Regions from separate parts of the Homo sapiens genome. Here regions 1 and 3 are each linked to region 2. The links are chromatin contacts, found by Hi-C in ENCODE. All regions are on one chromosome and are shown on one strand. The core of a region is the stretch at or near the end of the contact, and the rest is flanking DNA. Distances in the headings are between cores, read along the strand shown.

Evidence for each region. Hi-C counts contacts between places; a loop is a spot of excess contacts on that map. Pooled maps may share reads with other maps.
Region 1: a map of CD4-positive, alpha-beta T cell shows a loop between it and region 2 (10-fold over the local background). The contact joins the promoter of DHFR here to the promoter of COX7C in region 2. A Hi-C loop is called at or near these places in 2 of 168 maps with a recorded cell type or tissue (CD4-positive, alpha-beta T cell and ascending aorta) and 12 of 50 pooled maps.
Region 3: a pooled map shows a loop between it and region 2 (27-fold over the local background). The contact joins the promoter of ZFYVE16 here to the promoter of COX7C in region 2. A Hi-C loop is called at or near these places in 9 of 50 pooled maps.

The regions. Positions count from the first base shown.
Region 1 is chr5:80,653,587-80,656,414 of GRCh38, reverse strand. It overlaps DHFR (dihydrofolate reductase), which reads left to right and starts at 1,432. Exons shown (of 6, transcript NM_000791.4): 1 at 1,432-2,011; 2 at 2,358-2,407. The coding sequence starts at 1,926. It overlaps MSH3 (mutS homolog 3), which reads right to left and starts at 1,763. Exons shown (of 24, transcript NM_002439.5): 1 at 1,451-1,763; 2 at 1-4. The coding sequence starts at 1,687. RefSeq lists an enhancer at 1,142-1,910 and a silencer at 1,328-1,937.
Region 2 is chr5:86,616,598-86,619,297 of GRCh38, reverse strand. COX7C (cytochrome c oxidase subunit 7C) reads right to left here and starts at 1,357. Exons shown (of 3, transcript NM_001867.3): 1 at 1,168-1,357. The coding sequence starts at 1,242. RefSeq lists enhancers at 267-932, 1,230-1,319, 1,252-1,546, 933-1,598, 1,610-1,689.
Region 3 is chr5:80,406,593-80,409,328 of GRCh38, reverse strand. ZFYVE16 (zinc finger FYVE-type containing 16) reads right to left here and starts at 1,265. Exons shown (of 19, transcript NM_001284236.3): 1 at 1,176-1,265. RefSeq lists a silencer at 665-784 and an enhancer at 505-1,303.

The DNA of each region.
Region 1 (2,828 bases), core at 183-2,682, 6.0 Mb after region 2:
TAGCCTATATCGGGAAGGTTAGAAAATGATGTGTTATCTCTACTCTGAGAAGGCCTGACGTATGTGAAGCAATTTAAACCTTACAACTGAATGACAAGGTTCCTTGCCATCCACTCTTCAAAGAATCCTCTACTTTTAGCTCTGGAAAACCCTATGGGTGAACTGTTTTTAACACCATAAAAGACAAGGTAGAGTCTGATAGTCAGGAGCCTCAGCAACTCAAGCCGTGTTTAGAATTAATTGAAACCAAGGCTGCTACCGGTCTTGATTCAATGAGCCTTCAGCTTTCTCTAATTATAAAACTTGAATCACCCTACTTACATATGCTAAATAAAATACCTCTAAGAAATAAACAGTTATGTAGCAAAGGCACAGAGGGGAAAAGATAGGTAATAAAAGAACAGTATCATTTTTGACATGTTCACTGCAATTTAAGTGTTTCCTGTTTAAAAGGTTTATGTTCATCACTAAAGATGTGACAAGATTATGAATTTTTTCTTGGCAGAAAACTTGCCAAAAGCATACATAAGTCCTTCACCAGCTACCCTTTAAATGGTGGGTGCAAAATTTTGGTGAATTCATGAAAACGTAGCTCGTCCTCAAAAAAAACAGAAGAGGAGTAATCATTTTAAGGGAGAAATATATACGAAAGGAACAAGATTTTGAAGCACCCAAGCTGCCACCTACATTAAAACACGGTAGGTGGCTAAACACCAGTCTTCAATGCCCTTCCACAGCCTCAATCTGAAAAATACTGTGCAGGTGACCCAAGTGAGGGGTCACCCTTGGGCTTTTCCTGTGGCAGTATCTCTGGTTTAAAAACAAACAAACGTACTTATTGCGTTGAAGGATGGCAACAGGAAGGACTCCATGATTAGTCACATCTATACCATCCTAAGAAACTTTATCCACCCAAACTGTATTTCAGACTTTATAATCTAAACTACAAAAAGAGTTCACTGGGGAACTGCACAATATGACTGCTTTTAACCGTAGTGATTTCAAATATTGAGCCATGCTGTTGCAGTCTTAAAAACTGGAGACCTAAGGGCAGCTTTCTTCTAGTCACCCAATCCAGCACTTTTTTAAAAAATCAGTAAAACTCTTCGACCACCAAGGAAAAAAAAAAAGGATGGAGGTTAAAAGACGCACCCCTTGCCCACAAGCCCCCTCATCAGAATGGGAGTCAGGAGACCTGAGTTCCTGTCTCAGGCCTGCCATTAAAAACCTGCATAACCTTTGCCTATCTCCTCAAACGGAAGTACTAAAACCTCAGCGCTTCACCCAATTTGTAGCCCCGGCTGGGCTCTTCCCACCTTCCCCTTCTTCAGCCCGCCCCTTCCTCCTCCAGCCCTATCATCGGGCGGAGGGTCCCCGCCTCCGCCCGCCTTACCCACAAGCCCCGCCCCCCCAGCCCCGATGGCCCTGCCCAGTCCCAGACAGAACCTACTATGTGCGGCGGCAGCTGGGGCGGGAAGGCGGGAGCTGGGGGCGCTGGGGGCGCTGCGGCCGCTGCGGCCGCTGCAGCCGCTGCAGCGCCAGGGTCCACCTGGTCGGCTGCACCTGTGGAGGAGGAGGTGGATTTCAGGCTTCCCGTAGACTGGAAGAATCGGCTCAAAACCGCTTGCCTCGCAGGGGCTGAGCTGGAGGCAGCGAGGCCGCCCGACGCAGGCTTCCGGCGAGACATGGCAGGGCAAGGATGGCAGCCCGGCGGCAGGGCCTGGCGAGGAGCGCGAGCCCGCGGCCGCAGTTCCCAGGCGTCTGCGGGCGCGAGCACGCCGCGACCCTGCGTGCGCCGGGGCGGGGGGGCGGGGCCTCGCCTGCACAAATGGGGACGAGGGGGGCGGGGCGGCCACAATTTCGCGCCAAACTTGACCGCGCGTTCTGCTGTAACGAGCGGGCTCGGAGGTCCTCCCGCTGCTGTCATGGTTGGTTCGCTAAACTGCATCGTCGCTGTGTCCCAGAACATGGGCATCGGCAAGAACGGGGACCTGCCCTGGCCACCGCTCAGGTATCTGCCGGGCCGGGGCGATGGGACCCAAACGGGCGCAGGCTGCCCACGGTCGGGGTGGCCGACTCCCGGCGAGAGGATGGGGCCAGACTTGCGGTCTGCGCTGGCAGGAAGGGTGGGCCCGACTGGATTCCCCTTTTCTGCTGCGCGGGAGGCCCAGTTGCTGATTTCTGCCCGGATTCTGCTGCCCGGTGAGGTCTTTGCCCTGCGGCGCCCTCGCCCAGGGCAAAGTCCCAGCCCTGGAGAAAACACCTCACCCCTACCCACAGCGCTCCGTTTGTCAGGTGCCTTAGAGCTCGAGCCCAAGGGATAATGTTTCGAGTAACGCTGTTTCTCTAACTTGTAGGAATGAATTCAGATATTTCCAGAGAATGACCACAACCTCTTCAGTAGAAGGTAATGTGGGATTAAGTAGGGTCTTGCTTGATGAAGTTTACCAGTGCAAATGTTAGTTAAATGGAAAGTTTTCCGTGTTAATCTGGGACCTTTTCTCTTATTATGGATCTGTATGATCTGTATGCAGTTCCCAAGGTTCATTTACCATTATTAAAAAATTTTTGTCTTAGAAATTTTATGTATGTCAACGCACGAGCAAATTATCAGGCATGGGGCAGAATTGGCAGCTGGGTGGAGGCTTCGGTGGAGGTGAGCACTCCGAAAGGAAAACAGAGTAGGCCTTTGGAACAGCTGCTGGAAGAGATAAGGCCTGAACAAGGGCAGTGGAGAAGAGAGGGTAAAAATTTTTTAAGGTTACATGACCCTGGATTTTGGAGATCTCGAATTTAAAGGTGATGCACCAGGGATGAACGCTCAGATT
Region 2 (2,700 bases), core at 108-2,607:
ATAATCAAAATACAAGTATACAGGAAATGCTAGTTATATTTTACATCATCAGGTTAACATATGCCATAAATCATAACATCGTTTTAAACATTTATCTTTCAAATCCTATGACCTTCATCACAAAACACTACATGGCAAGAAATAATCTGGCTTTACTAAGCACTAGGCAATGAATGGTCTTGAGGACTCAAACGTCAAATAGTGAGAAGTTTCTTACTTTAGAAAATCGAAAAAACTACTGTCCTAAGTAGTCACCTTAGAAGATACATGGCAATGTTAAGTGCAATACAGCTCTTTTTTTTTCTTTTTTTTTTTTTTTGAGACGGAGTCCCGCTCTGTCCAGGCTGGAGTGCAGTGGCCCGATCTCGGCTCACTGCAACCTCCACCTCCCGGGTTCAAGCGATTCTCCTGCCTCAGCCTCCCGAGTAGCTGGGATTAGAGGCACACACCACCACGTCCGGCTAATTTTTTTGTACTTTTTAGTAGAGACAGGGTTTCGCCATGTTGGCCAGGCTGGTCTGGAACTCCTGACCTCAGGTGATCCGAACGCCTTAGCCTCCCGATTACAGGCGTGCGCCACCGCACCTGGCCCACAGTTTTTTTTGTTTGTTTGTTTTTCATTACCAAGCACCTTCTCTGGCCTTTATGACTAGGCCTCGTGTGACCCTCCGAGATTGTTACTGCTATGTGGTTTAAGTTATTTACACCTGAGGCCAAACCCAGCCTTAACTGAGGTGAAGGGTTAGTACTTCTAACTTAGGCAGCTAGTTTAAAAAGCCTGTTCCATAACCAGAGGCCCTGATTTCCTCATGATTTTCCAATGACCTTCATTTCGGGTCCGATGACCTCCAGCTCGGATTTAACCAACACACCTACAGCCGTGGCCTCCCGGAGCCATCTCAGGGCTTTCTGCGGGGCGGGGGAGGGGGCGTCAGGTGGCTGATGGAGGCAGGGCTTCCGGATCTACCTGCCCATTCCTTTAGCGGCTACGCGCTAGGATGCCCAGCTTCCTCACTGGTCCTTGGGCTAAGTGGAATGCTAGTCTGCGTCTCAGCCTGGTTTCTGGCTATCATCTCCCACGCCACAGCCCGGAGGCGGCCTTGCAGGTGCGCGAGTCACAGCCAAGCGCCCCCTCCCCCAACGAAGCCGTGCCCCTTACACACTAACCTTCCCAGGGCCCTCCTCATAGTGGCTCCTACGGACCACAGAGGTTGTGAACCTCCGGATGCTCTGGCCCAACATACCGCTGCTGGAAGCTCTGCGAAAGGCGCAGAGAATGAGGACAGATGAAATGGCGGCACCTCACCAAGACCTTTTTTTTCACGACCTTGTTCCCCGGTGCGCAAGGACTGAAAAGAAAGATGGGAAATGGGGCGGAGCCTTGAGGAAACGCGACAAAGCGGAAATCGCCCTGGATTGTGGGAATTGTAGTTCAGACCATTGCGGAGCCTTATCAGCCCCCGAAGGATTGTGGGAAATGTAGTTTCGCGCCAGGCTTAGGTCTAGGATTCCTGGGGCCTGTTACCGGAAACGATTTTATTGAATCAAGTGAAGCAGTTTCACCCCGTATACTCTAGTCTGTTGAAAAGGACAATAAACCCATCCCTTTTCTCTTCTTTCTTTCTTTTTTAAAAATAAAGTATATGCTAGGTGTCAATGATTTCGAGGACTTTTGCCAATGCTGAGAGATATGTGCTAATGATCCTAGCTGAAGAAACAAAGCATAAACACAAGTAATCAAACAACGTGCAGCACAAAGGACTTCAGAGAGAAAACTGAAATGCTAAGGGAATGATCACTAAAGATAATGGGAATCGAATAAAAAAGAAGGAAGAACAAAGGGCAGGGAAAACTCAAGTCTGGTATGAGTACAGCATGTGTGAGGAGTAGAAGGGAAAAGTGGCCTCTGACACCTGGAGCTAGCCTGGACTAGGAACTGGTGTCCGCCTGATGAACGTACACAATTTCAGCAAGCATTAGCATCCAACAAGACCACTCTGACAGTGTTCATTAAGAAAAGAATATGATCACTGTGTAATCACATCTGAACACAGATAAAACATTGTCCAAGCCACGAAAATGACCGGACATCACCCTATCTGGTTTAATTTGATGACTTCTGCTTCTTTACCAATTACAATCTTAGCCTTGATCTAGCCTTTCTTCCTCCTAAGATTTGGTAAGGTAGCCAATATTAGGAGAAAAAAATCCCAAATCCAATAAGCATTTTCTAATATTTTACAGAGAACCCTTACTGCAATGAATAATAAACCCCGTTTGTCAATTACATGTGTGCTTCTGGTGGTCTTTGACCAGAAGGTATTGAGAAGAAACCAGTGATAAATGAACCTGGGAAAGTGGTGTTAGGTTAGATTGTGAAAGGCCCTGGTAACCTAAATGTTATGTTATTCATCTGTGGGGGAGTGTATATTGCCTCACGTGTCTCATTTATATAGCATTAGGAAACAATTCCAATAAGACCTAAGGTTTGCTTTGAAAAGGGCATAACATATATGCTCTTTTCGTCTTTTTTTTTTTTTTTTTTTTCAGTTTTTGGAAGAGAACAACCATGCCCCTCCCCCCCAAAAAAACACTTAAAAAAAACACTTAAATTCATATTTTGTTTCAACAAGTAGCTTCTTTTTGAGTAGGGGTTCATGAAATGCATCATAACTGGTGTCCTCTACCACCTAATTTATA
Region 3 (2,736 bases), core at 16-2,515, 6.2 Mb after region 2:
ATTAATGCGGATTTGGCTTTATCTGTAATATAACTGTTTCAAAAGATACTTTGCTCATGTATAATCAAGAAGTCATTTTTATGAAGCTTTTTAAAAACATGGGGAAATGCTTACAACGTAATTTAAATCAAGGAAAGCAGACAATCCAACGATATAAAATCTCATCTCAAGAAAATGCACAGGGGAAAAAAAGACTCAAAGGAAAAAAGTCAAAATATTATAAGTAATTGATTACTATTACATGGTGGAATTATGATTGATCATTTTTCCTTATTCTTTATTCTATTTTTTCAATTTTTGCCACTAAGCATGCGGTTTAATATCCAGGAGAGGAAAAAAAGGAAGAAATTAGGCGAAAAATTATATATAGTTCTACTGGATTAAACCATTAAACTCCCGCCAACTCAAGAGACGACAAGCTCAAGTGAATAAATGGAGGAATCTGATTGAATCAACAAAGTGCCTATTTTTTGAATTGAAAAGATTAACTTAATATCAAATGTATGGACTGGTTTTCATACAAGTCAAACTAATAAGAAAGAACATCCTTAGTCTGGAACATAATATTTGCAATCACGATAGTACAAATAAGAGTTAAAAATAAGGTCCTCTTTTGGAGTTCTCAAAAGTACCAAAGGAAAGGCAGCGGGAAAGACGGCCACTGCATCCTTCTGGTCTCTAACCAAGAGAAAATGCATGGGTGCGGGAATGGACAGTGCGAGAGCACCGGCGGCGATGAGACTCCTCTGCGGGGACCGAGCCTCTGCCACTCCTGAAGAACCACAGTCCCCTCCGCAGTCGCAGCCCCTCCCCAGGCGGGACGGCGGCGCCAGGGCGCTTCTCCCTCCGTCCGCTGGGGTCTCTCCCCCAGGAGCGCCGAACACTCCGGCGGCCCGGGAGCGGGGAACCGGGCAAACAGCCGCCGTGATTGCCCTCCCGGTCCAGTCCGGTCTGGCCCTTCAGGCTCCAGGAGGGGACATCAGATTGGAGGGCCAGGGTTCCCCGGCCAGCTCCGGGGGCTCGGAAAAGGAATCGGTCGGGGCCCAGGCTCTGTCCCCAGAGGAAGAGGGCCAGACCCAGCGCCCAGGTCGGCGGGTCCAGCGGTCACCCCGCCCCCCTGTGGGAACAGCAGGGCTGAGGGGAGGCCGAGACGACCGGTCACGGGGGGCTCTTACCTCCCTACAGCCCCTGCGGAGCTTTTTGGGAACTCGACACGACGTCGCGCTGAGGAGTGAAGAGCTACCCCGGCCGGGAGTCCTGGGAGTGCCAGATCCCGGCTCAGGGCTTCTTTCCCCGCCCCACCGGGCAGCGCAGAGAGCGCAGGCGCAGAGGACGCTTTCCTCTTCGGCTCACACGCCCCCTCCCTCGGCATCCGCGGCCGTCTCCAGGCCCGGGGCGCTTGCGCACTACGACGCAGGTTCCGAGCCAAGGGCACTAGATTTCTTACCGGAAGTGCCTGAGTGGGTTGTTGGGTGACGGGGACGCCTGATGATTCGACCTTAGGTCGGGACTCGGTTCTCCACTCGACTGCGGGATCGGGAGGCCACTCGCGTCAGTGTCTGACTTCCTTTACCCTTCGCTAACCTAGAGGCAGCTTCCCCGGCTCCAGCCTTAGCCCTTTGCTGAGCCTGCGCGGCGTTCCGGTCTCTACTGGACAGACCCGCCTTCCCGGCAGCGGGCTAGGCCTGCTCTCCGCGCTGCTGGCCCCTCGGAAAACATAACTTTTTGTTTACTTCAAACTGATTTTACAACACGCTGCCCCCCCGCCTCCCCCGCTTCCCCCGCTTCCCCTTCCTCCTCCCGGCAGCAATAAAAATGCTCCCAGCCAACGCCGAGCTCCAAGCCCCTCCAGCTGACTGGACATTCCCAGCCACACTTTCCTTCCCTTCGCTGCGTTAGTTCTGCATTTTTATTTTAAAGCAGCTGGTAGAACAGCTGTCTCCCTGTCTAAAAGCAAAAGCTGACTTATCTGATGTAGAAATAAAATGTCACTCACTTGATGTATATTTGCTTGTTGAGTTTTGCTATTTTTACCACAAGTTTCCTATAAATTTAAATGAGACCCGGCGCGGTGGCTCACGCCTGTCATCCCAGCACTTTGGGAGGCCGAGGCGGGAGGATCGCTTGAAGTCAAGAGTTCCAGACAGGCCTGGGCAACATAGCAAGACCCTGTCTCTACTAAAAATGAAAATGAAAAAATTAGCCAGGCGTGTTGGCGCGTGCCTGTAGTCCCAGCTACTGGCTGGGAGTCTGAAGTGGGAGGATCACTTAAGCCCAGGAGGTCAAGGCTGCAGTGAGCTCTGATGGCAACACTGCATTCCAGCCTGAGCAACAGAACCAGACCGTGTCTCTAAAAAAATAAAAAATAAAAACAAGGGAAGAGACATACATGTGGGATCAGATACAGACAGATACAGGGAAAAAGCAGTTCCTCAAAGGTTAAACAGCTCACAGTTCATACTGATCTTTCAAAAATCGCAAGAATTGGCCGGGCGCAGTGGCTCACGCCTGTAACCCCAGCACTTTGGGAGGCCGAGGCAGGCGGATCACCTGAAGTCAGGAGTTCGAGACCAATCTGGCCAACATGGTGAAACTCCGTCTCTACTAAAAATACAAAAATTAGCTGGGTGTGGTGGCGGGCGCCTGTAATCCCAGCTACTTGGGAGGCTGAGGCAGGACAATCAGGACCATTGAATGAACCCAGGAGGCAGAGGTCACAGTGAGCCAAGATCGAGC